2 separate regions of the Homo sapiens genome follow, and region 2 is linked to region 1. A link is a contact called in ENCODE Hi-C or POLR2A ChIA-PET data. All regions are on one chromosome and are shown on one strand. The core of a region is the stretch at or near the end of the contact, and the rest is flanking DNA. Distances in the headings are between cores, read along the strand shown. Region 1 has its middle 37 kb from the start of KU-MEL-3. Region 2 has its middle 86 kb from the start of LINC02533.

The links. Hi-C counts contacts between places; a loop is a spot of excess contacts on that map. ChIA-PET counts read pairs that join two places held with the same protein, here RNA polymerase II (POLR2A). Pooled maps may share reads with other maps.
Region 2: a pooled map of gastrocnemius medialis shows a loop between it and region 1 (2.1-fold over the local background). The contact joins two enhancer-like sites. A Hi-C loop is called at or near these places in 1 of 168 maps with a recorded cell type or tissue (left colon) and 5 of 50 pooled maps. POLR2A ChIA-PET finds 5 or more read pairs at or near these places in 1 of 52 experiments (H1).

What each region holds. Positions count from the first base shown.
Region 1 is chr6:4,646,189-4,649,153 of GRCh38, forward strand. No RefSeq gene overlaps it. Among named protein-coding and RNA genes, the nearest start is that of KU-MEL-3, 37 kb to the left of the region's middle. RefSeq lists an enhancer at 1,467-1,761 and a silencer at 1,467-1,761. Within about 2 kb of position 1,588, at least 11 of the 41 ENCODE cell types and tissues checked have a DNase peak (open chromatin) inside an H3K27ac peak, as active enhancers do.
Region 2 is chr6:4,401,463-4,404,427 of GRCh38, forward strand. No RefSeq gene overlaps it. Among named protein-coding and RNA genes, the nearest start is that of LINC02533, 86 kb to the right of the region's middle. RefSeq lists an enhancer at 1,159-2,032. Within about 2 kb of position 1,394, at least 12 of the 41 ENCODE cell types and tissues checked have a DNase peak (open chromatin) inside an H3K27ac peak, as active enhancers do.

The DNA of each region.
Region 1 (2,965 bases), core at 338-2,837:
TCAGAGATGTTTGTCACAGGGCTGTTTCTCACACCAACCCTCAATAAAGGCTGAGGACATAAAGGGTACCTTAAGCCTTGGAAAGAACTTTCTCCTCTGCAGCCAGCCTTGTGCTCATCTCATCAGAGCAAGCATAAGGACTAGACTAGGGGATGTTGGATGGCACGTGCTTTGGGCTTCTTCGCCTAGGCTTGTGGTGAGACCCAAATGAGTAAGGTCATGCACATAGCAGGTATCCAGTAAACATTAGTTGATTATTGTTATCATCATTACTTTTTTTTTTTTTTTTGAGACAGAGTCTCACTTTGTCACCCAGGCTGGAGTGCAGTGGCACAATCTCGGCTTACTGCAACCTCCACCTCCTGGGTTCAAGCAATTCTCTTGCCTCAGTCTCCCGAGTAGCTGGGACTACAGGCGCACACCACCACACCCAACTAATTTTTGTATCTTTAGTAGAGACGGGGTTTCACTGTGTTGGCCAGGCTGGTCTCTAACTCCTGACCTCGTGATCTGCCCACCTCAGCCTCCCAAAGTGCTGGGATTACAGGCGTCAGCCACCACGTCCGGCCAAAGCAACCTCGAATGGGGCCAGATACCCAACACATGCACGAGTTTTGCTCTGACCTTGGCCTGGAACACTTTGGAACAGCCTTTGTCTCCCACCCACATTTCTGATGACCCATCAGAAAGCTCAGCTAATTCCTCAGAATCTGTCATCAATAATCTCATAAGGTTCCCTTTCTTCGGAACATGGCCTATGACATCCTTTTTAAATGTTCTCAATTCCTGTGAAAGGCGGTTCTTGGCCCTATAATCCCAGCACATTGGGAGGCCTAGACAGGTGGATCACCTGAGGTCAGGAGTTCAAGACCAGCCTGGCCAACATGACAAAACCCCATCTCTACTAAAAATACAAAATACAAAAATTAGCTGGGCATGATGGCGGGTGCCTGTAATCCCAGATACTTGGGAGGCTGAGGTGGGAGAATCACTTGAACCCAGGAGGCAGAGGTTACAGTGAGCCGAGATCACGCCACTGCACTCCAGCCTGGGCAACAGAGTCAGAGTCCATCTCAAAGAAGAAAAACAAACAAACAACAACAACAAAATTGGGGAGGTTCTTCCCGGGAGTCATCTCTTTTCAAGTTTGTTATTCAAGAGAGTGTAAAGGTTGAGAGTTAAAACCATACAGATGTCATAAACTGCTGCCCAGACAGTAAGTGACAGTAAGCTCACACTTGCCACCAGGGCGGTAGCCAGCTTCTGATCACTCGTGAAATAAAAGCCAAAGGGCATCCCACGGGCAGGTTTCATTTGCTGAGGGTGTGAGGAATTGGCTCTATGGCTTTTATATAGACTCACAGGTACCAGTCAGTAGCAGAGGGCGCCTGTAGCCAGGACCAACACTTCAAAGTGTCCTCCTTGGTAGAGGCAGTGCCATTCTGGAGAATGAGGACATCTTTAGGACCTTAGGTGAGGTCTGAAAGCCCTGGACACTGCGGGACGCTAGGCAGCCAGGCACCCTTGGAACCGAAGCCGCCTGGGGAGGCAGGAAGCCGCAGCTCGTGCTGCTGTTGACGCCAAAGCCGCCTGTCCCCACCCCCTCTCGCTCCCGGGAGAACCGGGCAGAGGGAAAACCTGGAGAGATGGAGCTGGAGTTGAGGAAGGGAGCTTTGGCTAGACCCCGGATGGGCAGGAAGGGGAGAGAGAGAGAGACTAAAATTGAGTGCAGCATTGGTTTTAGAAATAACTTTAGGAATAACTGAAAACGCAAAGCTTGAATGTCATCTTGGGGTGTGAGATAGCAGCCACAGTCCCTTTTTAACTCTGCTTATAAATATGTTTAACTAAAATGGCTTTGACTACAGTAATGCCCACAGCCGGTCACAGGTCATAGCTGGAAAGACCAGCAGTGAAATCTCTTCTTTAAAGCCAACACATTTTCTCTGTTCCTAAAATGTTTTGCCTACCAAGCCCAGGGAGCCCCACAGAACACACCTCCTACGTGGAAACCAGATGCAAATTCTATGGTACAAGTGGTTCATCGGTACCTTTGGAAATCCTAGAACTAGAGACCTGTCAGCGGGATGTCAATCCTCAGGGAGATCTCAGAGCATTTCACTAGAAGCCGGTGTGGGGCAAGTCATGTCAAACATTTCTGATAAGGCTGTGATTTCTGTAAGGCTTGTTTTTTACATAAACATTTTTAAATCATATTTTTTCAGATAATAAAAGCAGTATATGCTTTCTATTTTTTAAAAAAGCACTAAAAACAATAAATAAATTAGATCAATGCACCCCTACCATGATCCCAATCCTTAGAGATAACCACTGTCAACTGTTTGATATGTACTTATCCACATTTTTCTCTGCATATATGCTATCTTACAAAAGCAGGATTTATATCTATGTACTCAGATTCTTAGTGACTCACATTACTAGGAAGGTGATCTTCAAAAGTAAATTAATTTTTAAAGTAATTTCAGTTTAACTTTGATGTTCACATATGAACGTGTCACTTTTTTAACTGAGCATTTCACTAGGAGAACTCAATATCATCATTTGATAGTGAGGCAGTATTGCGGTTCTCATACAAAAGATAGCAGGCAGTAATTATCAAATAATCTTAGTTATTTGTATAGTTAACAAAAATGATCTAATATTAAGCAATTATTGAGTCCATACTAACTTCTAGGTACTGTCATAAGCATTTTACTTACGTTAACTCTGAAGAACAACCTTATGAGAAAGGTAGTAATATCCTTTTTCAGGTGGAGAAAAAGAGGCTCAGATAAATTAAATAATGTTCCCAAGGTCACACAGCAAGTAATTGCTGCACAGATATTGAAATGTATTCAAAGCAACATCAATATATGTTCTATCCTGCTACCAACTGTTCAAGTCATCAGGTTATAGTTATGAAAACAAGCAGATAAATAAATCAACATGTTTAAAATTGTTTTGT
Region 2 (2,965 bases), core at 144-2,643, 240 kb before region 1:
GCAGAGGGCTAGAATTAAGATTTAAACTTGAGTCTGACTCCAAAGCCCATGCTCTTGCAATGACCATGTTATGAATCTTATATTAATCTTTGTTTGGTCTTATGATCTGGCACGGTGCCTTGTACGTAAGCAATTCTCAATAAATGTTTGCAGAGTGCAATGTGTCATCTCAGAGTGTTGAAGGAAAGCAAACCAGCGTCTCAAGTAATTTAGACTTTGGCATAACTTTCTGAAAGGGACACTTACCCCTTAAAAGATGAATATTAAAAGAAATAATAAATGAATCTGGAATTAGTAGAAGGCAAAGATGTTTCCTGGCACCCCTCTCTGTCTTTTTCCTGCCACCTTTAATCTACATCAGAAAAACTGGGTCCAGCTGGTCAGAAAGGAATAGTCTTCATGGCCGTCGCAGGTGACAGTGTCCCGCCCTACCTTTGCGGGAGCCCCGCCTGGGGTTATGTCTGACATGTCCTTCTTCAGGATTCTCCACTGAGTGTGTTTCAGGCTCTCATTCTGGCAGAATGTAAGACCAGGATCTCCACCCCAGATGGAGACAGGTGTCCCCCTTCCCTCTGCTACCCAAAGGAGCTGAGCTCCTTGCAATGGGAAGACTGAGTTCCTTCCCCCTGGCCTCAGCACTGGCACACACCCAGCAGCCTCTTCCCAGAGCGCATCTCCTTCTGTGGGAGCAGGATGGCTACAGAAGGTCACCGCCTATTTGTAGCTGCTCCGTTTCCAACCAGAGACGCCTGCCAGCTGCCGCCGACCACCCCGCCGACCCTGTTTCTGTATGTCATATGGTGGCTGGGAGCCACGGGCCCTCTCCAAGTCCATCCACTTAGGATTTCCTCCTCCGTCAAACTCAGAGGCTTTGCCCAACTGCATGGGTGTCACGTGGAGGGAGCAAGTGTCACCTCCAGGCTCCCCCAAGGACTCCACACGTCCTGTAAGCATCCTCCAACTAACCCATTGCAGAGAGTCCTTAACTCCAGTTACTTTCCCCAGAGCCGCTCTGCAGATGCAAAGGGCTCGTGCTTTCATTTGTTCATTCATTCATTCAGCCATTCCTGATGTTTACTCATTCACTGCCAATCCCACACGCCTCTATGCTGCTCTCTTCCACAAGCATTTGGCTCTTCATTTCAGAATTTCCGCTGAGTCATAGCTGGAGCAGGCAGTGAGGGTGTCCCTTCAGCTCTCTAAATTTACCTCCCTGAGCTTGATTTCCCATAGTGGCCAGTTGACCTTGACCAGATTGACTTCAGAGAAGCCAGCTGTAATTAAGCAGAGGCAGAAATCTCCAAGGAGGAAGGTGCCTCAGGTCGGATGCGTCCCTCCGGTCCTGTGGCCAGAGCAGTTGCCCTCAGTGTGTGTCTCCTCCCGTCCTGGCACTGCCCATGGCAGGGCTCTTAGTACATGCCTGGCCCTGCAGCCGCATGGAGGCGTGACATGTGACCATGACTTTCGGCTGGAGGTGGGGGTCATGTGCACGTGGCCTGGGGCTTAGCTCTCACCCTGCTACTCACTCAGAATTCTCCTCTGGGTTTGGAGGTCTGTGAGCAAGATGAAAAAACACAGAATTCTGTTATTCTGTTCCTCGTAGTGTAAGCATTCTTTTTCTTGGGTTCTTTTTTAGGAACAGAACAAAATTAAAAGTAAAGGGAGCCAAAAGCAGCAACACCCAGGGCTGAAGCGTAGGACTGAAGGAACACATTTAGAAACACGTGTGACCATCGCTGCCATGGCTGTGTGACTATAGGCCAGTTGTTTAACTTCTCTGGGCTTTGTGCTGCTCATGAGACCCAAGGTCGCTGTTGTAAGACATCTGTGTGCATGTGTGTGTGCGTGTGCATATCCCTTGATCGTTCTATTTTTCTATGTCTGCTTACTCTAGCAATAGAGAGAGCACCCAAAATGCTAAATAACACCAAAGGCCACAAAATGGATGGCACGGTGGCATTGCACTCGAGGAGCCCGGGTTGCTATTATTTTCTGTTTTTCCAGAATGTTAACAGGAAACACAGAGTTCTATTGTGAGGCAAACCTTCTCCTTTTCCAATGGGGCAAATGTTCCAGGCACACACCCAGCTGAACAACATCGACATTCTTGCCTTTGGTCATTGAGATGCTGGCACCTTTTGGAAAACTTGCCAGAAGTTTTTCTCTTGCTGCTCCACAGCGTAGGGGAAGAAGAGGTGGCTGGGTTTTGTTACTCAGCCATCAACAAAAATGAAGAAAATGGGGGAGTCTTCCCAAATAAATGACTCCTGCTTTCCAGGGAGACACATTATTGGAGATAAATACACTAAATTTTGCTGTTTGACTGTCTCCATCTGAATCCATGTACCAGGAATATGACAAAGTCAAGGCAGGTGTATGTAGAATAAAAAACATAAACGGGGGAAGCTGAAACGTTAGAATATGCATAGTGGATATCCTGTGTTAAGTCAAGTTTGCTTCTGAATGCCAACAAGCAGGACAACAGTATGGTAAATACAGAACTTGCCAAGAAGCACAATGTGTCCCACAGATACTATTTCATTCTTCACAGACCAGTGAGTCCTCAGCTGAGGGTGGGGACAAGGAGGGCAGCACGTGACAGTCCCTTGGAAGTTTTTCAAATCCCATACACACACTCATGCTTCTCCTTCCCACCCTTCTGTAGAGATTTCAGCATGCCGCCCCCTTTGAGAAGTGCTGTGCTTTTTAGGGACATTCTCCCAAAGATAGCCTGTGGTGCTTTCATGCTATTAATGGACCAGAGCATTAAAAATGAAATTCTGCTACTTCCTGCCAATCAAATTCTTCCCCGAGCCAAAACCCCAGCCCAGGTGATGGAGTCTTAGCATAACTCTCAAGGCTCACCAGTCTTTATGAACTTGATCCTTTTCATTTAGTTAAAAGAAATCATTTAAGCTTACATCCAACTTTAAGTCATTGATAGTCATGGGAGACCAGAAGGTTA